Regions from separate parts of the Homo sapiens genome. Here region 2 is linked to region 1. A link is a contact called in ENCODE Hi-C data. All regions are on one chromosome and are shown on one strand. The core of a region is the stretch at or near the end of the contact, and the rest is flanking DNA. Distances in the headings are between cores, read along the strand shown.

The links. Hi-C counts contacts between places; a loop is a spot of excess contacts on that map. Pooled maps may share reads with other maps.
Region 2: a pooled map shows a loop between it and region 1 (11-fold over the local background). The contact joins the promoter of BABAM1 here to the promoter of SLC35E1 in region 1. A Hi-C loop is called at or near these places in 2 of 37 single-sample maps with no recorded cell type and 11 of 50 pooled maps.

What each region holds. Positions count from the first base shown.
Region 1 is chr19:16,570,148-16,575,051 of GRCh38, reverse strand. It overlaps SLC35E1 (solute carrier family 35 member E1), which reads left to right and starts at 2,637. Exons shown (of 6, transcript NM_024881.5): 1 at 2,637-3,108; 2 at 3,470-3,540. The coding sequence starts at 2,688. It overlaps LOC105372295 (a long non-coding RNA gene), which reads right to left and starts at 2,502. Exons shown (of 3, transcript XR_936360.3): 1 at 2,244-2,502. It overlaps MED26 (mediator complex subunit 26), which reads left to right. Exons shown (of 3, transcript NM_004831.5): 3 at 1-133. RefSeq lists enhancers at 2,331-2,420, 1,728-2,602 and silencers at 2,521-2,740, 2,871-2,980, 3,141-3,270.
Region 2 is chr19:17,263,789-17,268,692 of GRCh38, reverse strand. It overlaps BABAM1 (BRISC and BRCA1 A complex member 1), which reads right to left and starts at 1,250. Exons shown (of 9, transcript NM_014173.4): 1 at 1,166-1,250. It overlaps USHBP1 (USH1 protein network component harmonin binding protein 1), which reads left to right and starts at 3,948. Exons shown (of 13, transcript NM_031941.4): 1 at 3,948-4,022; 2 at 4,346-4,447; 3 at 4,543-4,691. The coding sequence starts at 4,394. RefSeq lists enhancers at 762-1,473, 981-1,480, 1,741-2,200.

The DNA of each region.
Region 1 (4,904 bases), core at 1,388-3,887:
AAGGAGCCTTAGTGAATGTACAGTACCTAGACTTCTGTGTTCTCAGGACGCAGAAGGGAGCAACTTTGCTATTTGGTCCAGTAAGTGGACACCTTGTGATATAAATGTGGAAATAAAAAAAAAAAAAAAACCATTTGCACAAACCAGTCTGAGAATCTTTTCTCATTTGGACCTTCACAACCAAATCAGCCCTTTCCTGGATTGTGGATTATTAGCCAGGAACACCCAGACCCCAACAGCTGCAATGCAGGGAGACAGGGCAGGGCACAGCCTTGCAGTCCACCTGTTAGCCTGCTGCTGCATTTGGGAGGACCTCCACATTTTATTCATTCAGGGCCACATTAAGGAATGTTTTCTTGTCTCACCCAGACTTTACCTGGCCTAGAGAGCAGCCCTCTGTAGGAGGCTCCCATAGCACAGGTCTCAGTGACTACCCCCACCTCAACAAAATACCTAGTTCTTACAAGGTATGGCCCAGAGGCTCAGAGCTGTGTGTGTGTGTCTGAAAGGCCACCCCATGGCCCTGGCCCCCAGCTGCCTTATTAGCTGGTTGGTGCTGACTCCAAAAAAATTTTTCTCCCTTGACTATAAAGTGCTCATCTTTTAGTTCCCCCTCGTCCCTGAAACTGTAGGCTAAGACTTTGGTTTTCCAGTTTTTCACTTTGGAATAGGTCATCTTACCCATATCTGCTTAATTTCACAAATGAAGAAACAGCTACACCTTAAGACATGCAGTCTCACAGGGCAAACCAAAGGTTCCTTCCAGCCTGTAAGACTACAGTCAGTCCAGAGCCAGTTTGAGAGCTAGCAGGGATTCCTGGCAAAAGCTTGGTGCAGAACACACTCCCCTCCCCAACAAAAGGCCATGGGCAAAGTGGCTTTGAAGGCAGGATGAGGTTGAACCCAGGCCTACCACCCACCAGCTGTGTGGCTCTGAGCTCATCTCTTCACTCCTGTGCACATGTCCCCATTTGGGGGGTGAGAATACCCCAGAGTTGTGAGAACTAAAACACAAAGCATGTCAGTGTGTCAGTGGAAGTATCTGACACTCAGCTGTGCTGTAGGGTGCCTATAGTTATACTTTCCTAATTTCACTGTGCCTATGTTTAACAGCTCTGCTGAGACATGGTGTCCCAAGGATGTGACTTTACTCTGATCCACAGAGGGTACAGCTGGAGGATATTAGGGTGCAGAGCTTGGCCTCCTATCAGCATCTCTAGAGTTTTGGGATAGGTTGCAGCTCCCCACTACCCCTGCCTGCAGGGACTACCATGCCTGTGTCCATGTATCCAGAAGGGCCTAGGGCCTTTGAGAATGCAAGGATAAGCTAAGATACCTTCCAACATTTGGGGAGCCAAGTTGGGTTGCTGCTTTCTACTTTTCTTTGAGACTGGGTCTCGCTCTGTCACCCAGGCTGCAGTGCAGTGGCGCCATCATAGCTCACTGGAACCTTGACCTGGGCTCAAGCCGATCCACCCACCTCAGTCTCCCTAGTAGTGGGTACCACAGGCGTGCGCCACCACGCCTGGCTAATTTTTGTATTTTTTGCAAAGATGAGGTTCTGCCATGTTATCGATGCCACGATCTCCAACTCCTGAGCTCAAGCAATCCGCCCACCTTGGCCTCCCAAAGTGCTGGGATTCCAAGCTTGACTCACTGCACCCAGCCGGTTGCTGCTTCTAATTTGACAAGTAAAAACACTGTAACGGAATTTTAACACCCTTTCCCCGAAAAAGTTGGAGGCACACGATGTGGAGAACAAATTATAGCCCTTGAATTAGTATAAGATCATCTTACTGAAAACCTCGTCCTGTTTTCCTCCACTGGGGCCTCCTGGGGCTGGTCCATCCCGGCTGGTCCTTGGACATCAGCCGTCAGGGCCCGGCACCTCCCCCTTCTGCAGAGCCTTGGAGACAGGTGTCCAAGGACGCTACCATGACCACGGTCCCCAGTGTGGCCAGGAAGCCTAAGACAAGTCGCTTCCCCATTCTGGACTTCGGTCTGTGAAATGCGGACAGTGATACCTACCGCACCGCGTTCCTAGGATTCAGTGGGATGATACCAGGGCCACGCCCGAGAACTGCGCACGTCGCGGTGGTTTCCAGAACATGATTCCAGGGATCGGGTGCTCCGGGATAGTCCCACTGCCAGAGTTTGGCCACGAGCGTGCGCCCCCAGTTTGCAGAGCGAGTTTAGCCCAAGAGCTTTTCACAAATGGTTTCTTTCCCTAAAAGGCCTTTTACCTTTGGTGTCAGCCGCCGCCAGCCATCAGGAATCAGGAATCTAGTTAGCGGTTGCCCTTGTATCCCTGGTCGAGGCCCTGATGTTTGGCCCACGCACAGACGCCGACGCTGCGAAGCCCTCCGCGCTTCTGTTCGCCCGTCCCGTTCGAGCTCCGGCTCCCGGTCACTGGGACCGCCCACGTCTCAGGTGGCACAGCTTGGACGCAGGTCTGTGTCCCCTTCTTCCGCTTCCGGCCTCGGCTCCGCCGGAAGCGCATCTACAGTGGACTGGGCCTGCACTCGAGACGTGGTGGCTGGCGCGTCGGCCGGCGCGGAGGGATGACGCGAGGAGGCAGCGACCAATGGGAAACGGCGTAGACCGGGGCGCCTGCCCCCCCGCCCAGCCCCGCCCCCGCCCGGCGTCGGGCCGTCGGACGGGCTGGAAGGGGCGGCCGCTCGGGCAGGATGGCGGCGGCCGCGGTGGGCGCGGGCCACGGCGCGGGGGGCCCGGGCGCAGCGAGCAGCAGTGGTGGGGCGCGCGAGGGCGCGCGGGTGGCGGCGCTGTGCCTGCTGTGGTACGCGCTGAGCGCGGGCGGCAACGTGGTCAACAAGGTGATCCTGAGCGCCTTCCCGTTCCCGGTGACCGTGTCGCTGTGCCACATCCTGGCTCTGTGCGCTGGGCTCCCGCCGCTGCTGCGCGCCTGGCGCGTGCCCCCCGCGCCGCCCGTCTCGGGCCCCGGACCCAGTCCGCATCCGTCGTCCGGCCCGCTGCTGCCGCCGCGCTTCTACCCGCGCTACGTGCTACCGCTCGCCTTCGGCAAGTACTTCGCGTCCGTGTCAGCGCACGTCAGCATCTGGAAGGTGCCCGTGTCCTATGCACACACCGGTAGGTTCCGCGCCCGGCCTCGGGGGCGGCGGCCGGGCCCGCCGCTTCGGGTTTGGGCGCATGGATAGGAGTGCGCCGCCCGGGGCGCGTCCCGCCGGACTGAGAAGTCAGCAGAGGGGCTGCCAAGGGTTTGGTAGGGGAGGGACACGCACGGGGTTCTCAGGGAGAAGAGGAGCTGAGAAGAGAGCTGAGAGGTAAGCAGGACAGACCACAACAGCCGTGGCAGGAGGAAGCCCTACCGAAAGAGAAGGGGCGAAGAGGTGTGAGGGGCTGCCAGGCCCTCCCATCCCGCCGTGGAGGTGGAACAGGTTGGGCCCTGAAATTCAGGCAGCCCCCTGAGTGCCCATCCCTCTCTTTGCAGTCAAGGCCACCATGCCCATCTGGGTGGTCCTCCTGTCCCGGATCATTATGAAGGAGAAGCAGAGCACCAAGGTAACCCCGGGCAGGGACTCTGGGCAGATGGGAGCTCCAGGGGGTTCCTCCCTGTTGCCAACTGGTGACGTGGTCAGGATCCTGGTCTGCAGGCTGCCTGGCTTCCCGTCAAATAGGGAAGTCAGTGTAGAGGTCTCCAGTGGCCTTTTACTACTCAAGTTCTAGAATCACCCTGTGAGCAGTGGTGTGTGGAGTATGTGTCCCTCTGTGATCTCTGCTGTGTGGTCTTAGGAACACTGTTGTCCCTTTCAGATCCAATTTTCCTCCCCGTTTTGATTCCCTACCTGGGTTTGCTGGTAGGTGATGGGTTGGTCACATCTTGGCCATACACCCCATGTGTGGCCTTTCCAGTGGGACTAGGGATGGATGGATCAGAACGCTGTCGGTTAGGTGTTCACTTTTTTTTTTTTTTTTTTGAGACGGAGTTTTACTCTTGCCCAGCCTGAAGTCCAGTGACACAATCTCAGCTCACTGCAACCTCCGCCTCCCAGGTTCAAGCAGTTCTCCTGCCTCAGCCTCTCAAGTAGTTGGGACTACAGACGTGCACTACCACACCTGGCTAATTTTTTTGTATTTTTAATAGAGACAGGGTTTCACCATGTTGCCAGGCTGGTCTCAAACTCCTGACCTCAAGTGATCCGTCCGCCTCAGCCTCCCAAAGTGCTGGTATTACAGGCGTCAGCCACTGCACTTGGCTAGGTTTTCACTTCTTGACAAGAGATTTCTGTCAGGGGACCTCTGGGATCAGAAGCCAGACGCGATCCAAGGAGTTCGATCTTGGCAAAATCCAGCAAAGTCTTAGAAATTAAAACAGCCAGAAGTTGTGATGGTCTGGGAACGGAAGCGAAAGTGGCACACAGGACTCAGGGCTGCATAAGGAGGATGCTTTGGGCACAGTCCAAATTCTGTTCAAGATGCCAAGCCAGGGTATTTCCTGGCTTGGGGCAAGAATAGCCATGGCTTTAGCCGGAGACAGCTTTATCCCGTATTCTTAAGTGGAAGTTGGGCGCTTGTTGTCTCAGCCGGAATCCATTTCATGCTGATGCTGGACACCGTGCCTCTTTTCCAAGTGGTTGGTTTCTGGCATGTTGTATTTTATGTAACTCAGAGAGGTAGTGCCCTGGATCGGCTTATAGAAATTGGGCCACCTATGGCTGATTTTTTTTTATTCCTGCCTGTCTTTGTCTCAGCAAGACCTGTGTGTGCTCTGTAGCCCTGCTCCCCCAGGGTGATGTCAGGCTGTGACTTGGCTCCTGAGAAGTCAGAGTTGTCCCTGAGGTGTGTAGCTGCATCACCGGATATCATCGTGTGTATCAGGTTTCCCCGTTGTACGGGACATTGTACCCAGCTTGGGCAAGGAGCCG
Region 2 (4,904 bases), core at 1-2,500, 700 kb before region 1:
CTTTGGGAGGCCGAGGCAGGTGGATCACCTGAGGTTGGAAGTTCGAGACCAGCCTGACCAACATGGAGAAACCCCGTCTCAACTAAAAATACAAAATTAGCCGGGCGTGGTGGCGCATGCGGATAATCCCAGCTACTCGGGAGGCTGAGGCAGGAGAATCGCTTGAACCCGGGAGGGGAGGCTGCGGTGAGCCGAGATCCCGCCACTGCACTCCATCCTGGGCAAAAAGAGCGAAACTCCGTCTCAAAAAAAAAAAAAAAAAAAAGATTGGTTACTAAGAAGGAAGAGGGGCGATGAGCCGCTTACTGATGATGAGTCACTCCTCTTAGGGAGTCACTTTCCTCAGCTGCAGAATGGCTGCCTTTTACACCTCTCAGCCGAGCAGCCACTCCGACATAAGATAACAGTCCCCCCTCTTTTTTCCTCTTTTTTTTTTTAACGTAGTGCTAGCCCCATGCCCCTACTCGGCCAGTGAGCACATCCCAGCTCTCTGGCCACTGAAAATGGCTCAGGGATGGGCACATGACCCAAATCAGGCCATTGAGTGGCAGCTCTGCAACTTCTAGCAGTGTCATCAAGGAAAAGAGACTCTCATTAGAGTTGCAGAGCTGGTAGAATAAAGTTGAGAGCTGTGAGGGGCCCCTTTTGCCTCGGTAAAAAGCGAAATGGTCTCCACCGAGAAAACTGCAGATCGAATTCTGACCACCTGGACCCAGCTCCTGTTAGACCCAATCTATAAGCCACCAACTTCCTTTTCTTCCTTAAGCCAGATTGAGTAGGGTTTTCTGTTACCTAAAACTGAAAATGTCTTGGTGAATAAGGGAATAATAACCTCTAGGACACCCTCGTCCCTAGCGGGTGTCTGCATGAGGGAGAAGCAAAATATTAGTACTGTGGTTCCCCTTGGAGAGAAACAGGACGCGAATGGAGCAGTTTGTCTATCTGGGAAATAGGCACGGGCTTCCCAAGATGGTCTTTGAGCGCCTTGCAGTCCCCACACCTCTAAGAAAAACAAGGCTTTAGCGGCAGCAAGAAGGATGGAGGCTACACTGCAGGAGAAACCAGAAATAAAGGCGGAAGCCCCAGGAAAGGCGAGGAGCTGGATCTCTTGGGGCAAAGGGAGCTGGGCCCCTAGGAACGGGCCCCACACGCTTTCACCACCCACCTTCGGCTCACCGTAGCCTGAACCTCCTTCTAAATCAGCCGCCGACTCACTAGGAAGCCGCCATCTTTACAGCCGGAAGTTGTACGGCGCAGCCCCGACGCCTCCTGGGAAATGTAGTTCAGCGGGCTGCAGAACAAGCAGAGACAGAAACTGGTTGAGGCTAGAAAGAACTTGGAAACTGATAGGCTGAAACTGGGTTGGGGGTGGGGTTTGGAGTGAGAGCTGCCTGGAGCTGGGTGCGGCGGGACCTGGAATGTGATTGGCTACACTGGAGCAAAGTATGAAATGTGATTGGATTAAAAAAATTAGTGAATTTTTGTTTTTGGCCGAATCAGACTACAATAGTCAGTGCTTCTACCGTGATAGGCTGAAACGTGGAATAGAGGTGGAGCTTGCAATGTGATAGGCTAAGAGGGACGGAGAAGGCCGATTTAGGGAAAGAGGAGGAGCTGATTGGTGATTGGTGGAGCTGGCCTGAGCCTCCATGTGGGGCAGGTATTCCCATGTGGGTGTGGCCTGAGCATCCAGGGCCCTTCCCAATTACTTAATTCTTGTTCCTTATTTTACATATATTTGCATGAATCAAAAAATACTTACTCTGGTCTTATTGGGTCACTGTAGGTGGAGCGAAGCTAAGTCGGGCCTATTTCAAGCCTACCTCTTTTTTCATGGCTTTTTTTTTTCTTATTTTTAGAGACAGGGTATCGCTCTGTCGCCCAAACTAGACTGCAGTCACGCGATCATGGCTAGTCACTACAGCCAAGCGATCGCTCAAGTAGCTGGGACTACAGGCGAGGACCACCGCATCAGACTACCCTAGGCTTCCTTCCTTTTTTTTTTATTTTTATTTTTTAGATGGAGTCTCACTCTGTCGCCCAGGCTGCCGTTGTCTTCTTAGTGCACACTTCCCCCTTAGCCCCAGAAGTATTTATTTATTTATTTTTATTTTTTTGAGACAAGAGTCTTGCTCTGTCGCCCAGGCTGGAGTGCAGTGGCTCAATCTCGGCTCACTGCAACCTCCACCTCCAGGGATCGAGCAATTCTCCTGCCTCAGCCTCCCAAGTAGCTGGGATTACAGGCATGCACCACCAGGCCCGGCTGAGATATATATAGTATTTTTAGTAGAGCTGGGTTTTTGTTGTGTTTTTTTTTTTCGTTTTTGTTTTTGTTTTTTTGAGATGGAGTCTCGCTGTGTCACCTAGAGCGGCTCTTTGAAGGCTCTAAGCCTTTGCCCAGGAAGTTCCTTCTGCCTGGAATGCTGTTCCTCCTGTTGCTTTTCTGGCAAGTTCTTTATGCTTCAAAGCTCACCTTACACAGCCCCTCCGGCTATTCTCGAATTAGAGCCTGGCCAATGTGGCCGGCTTCTTTGACCCTCAAAAAAAAAAAAACAACTGAGGAGTTGGGGGCAGTGGCTCACACCTATAATCCCAGCATTTTGGGAGGCTGAGGTGGGTGGATCACGAGGTCAGGAGTTAGAGATCAGCCTGGCCAATATGGTGAAACCCCGTCTCTACTAAAAATACAAAAAATTAGCTGGGTGTGGTGGCGCGCACCTATAATCACAGCTACTCAGAAGGCTGAGGCAGAAGAATTGCTTGAACCCAGGAGGTGGAGGTTGCAGTGAGCCGAGATCGCACCACTGCACTCCAGCCTGCGTGGCAGAACAAGATTCCATCTAATAAAATAAAATAAATAAATAAACTGAGGCTTCAAGTGGCTCTTAAATGTTTCTGGGGCTGGTGGGGTCGGTGGCTCATGCCTGTAATCCCAACACTTTGGGAGGCTGAGGTGAGTGGATCACCTGAGGTCAGGAGTTTAAGACCAGCCTCGCCAACATGGGAAAAACCCATCCCTAGCCGGGTGCGGTGGCTCACGCCTGTAATCCCAGCACTTTGGGAGGCCGAGGCTGGCAGATCACTTGAGGTCAGGAGTTCGAGACCAGCCTGGTCAGCATGGTGAAACCCTGTCTCTACTAAAAATACAAAAATTAGCTGGGCATTGTGGTGGGCACTTGTAATCCCAGCTACTCGGGAGGCTGAGGCAGGAGAATTTCTTGAACCCAGGAGGTGGAGGTTGCAATGAGCCAAGGTTGCGCCACTGCACTCTAGCCTAGGCGACAGAGCAAGACTCCATCTCAAAAAAAAGAGAACTGTCAGCCCACAATGAAGAGACAGGCAGAGAAGAAAAGTTCACAGGGGAGCCAAATAAAAACCATCAGCTCACGGGAACATTCTAGCTCTTTTTTTTTCTTTCTTTTTGAGACAGGGTCTTGCCTTATTACCCAGAATGGAGTGCAGTGACGTGACCACGGCTCACTGCAGCCTCAACTTCCAGGTGTTAAGCAATCCTCCCACCTCAGCCTCCTGAGTAGCTGGGACTACAAGCGTACGCCACTACTCCTGGCTAATTTTTATATTTTTTGTAAAGACGGGGGTCTCGCCATGTTGCCCAGGCTTGTCTTAAACTCTTGGACTCAAGCGATCTGTCTTCCTCAGCTTCCCAGAGTGCTGGGATTACAGGTGTGAGCCATGGTGCTCGGCCCATTCTAGCTCTTGAGAAATAAAATCCAAGAGTCAGAGCTAGAAGGGCCATGAGTTTGGAGGCTGAGAAGAGGAGGGGCTGAAACCTTGGGAGTCAGGTATGTGTGCCCCGCTAGGGCTGCAGGAAGCCGCTGTCCCCGAGAAGGAAACAACACAATAACAAGTCACGTGACCAGGGGAGGGGGTTTCCTGTTTCCCAGCCCCTCCCAGGCCAGGCTTGGCCAGCCCAGGCCTGAACAGGCAGTGGTCAGAGTGACCCCAACAGAGTGTCCCGGGACTCAGGCCTCTGATCAAGTTACCCCCAGAGGATCAGAGAGGTAGAGAGAGCTGAACCTCTCATTTAGGAGGGCCGGGGAGGAGAGGGAATTCTTGAGATCGCATTCCCAGGCTCAAATAGAGGAGGAAAGTGGACAAAGACGTAGTGAAGGTAAAGAAGGCAGAGAAGAAGGGGGAGATCAGGACAACCTTCTTAGGTAGTGAGCTCCCTGTCCAGGGAGGCATTCAAATCTGCCCAATCAACATTGATAACAAAATCCCTTCCTGAGGGGTAGTCAGTGCCCCATTTCACAGCAGAGGAAATTGAGGTTGTCCTTTGTCCAGGACAACAAAGGCAAGAGCTCATGGCAGGCTGTGGTTTTAGGGGTTGACGAAGGAGAAGCATTCAGAGGGCACTGGCTTCTGGACAGCAATGAGTGCCCGGGCCACGCGGCCCCGAAGCCGGCGAGGGAGGCATGCTCCACCCGTAAGTGTCACCCTCTCCCCTCCACACCCAGATCCTGGGGACCCCAAGGTCCTGTCCTGCCTGGCTCAGAGCAGGGCCCCGGGGGTCATTTGCAGGGTGAACTGGATCCCGTGGCTGAGAGTTCAGAGGAGGTCGAGGCAGCCAGTGGGAGCTCCAAGCCCAGCTTTGCCCCACCTCCGGTGAGCTCCGGGCTGGAGCAGCTGGGCCCCATGGAGGAGGTCAGTGGCCAAGGCCTAGGAAGCAGGTAAGACCCGCTTGGTCTGTGCCCTTCACTCCAGTCCAGACGCATCTTTGCCATCCACAGATCTGCTGATGTGCCTGCTCTGCTCACACACCTACCATAGCTCCCTATTGCCTTCAGCCTGACTTTCTTTTTTTTTTGAGTCTTGCTGTGTCACCCAGGCTGTAGTGCAGTGCAGTGGCACAATCTCGGCTCACAGCAACCCCTGCCTCCCGG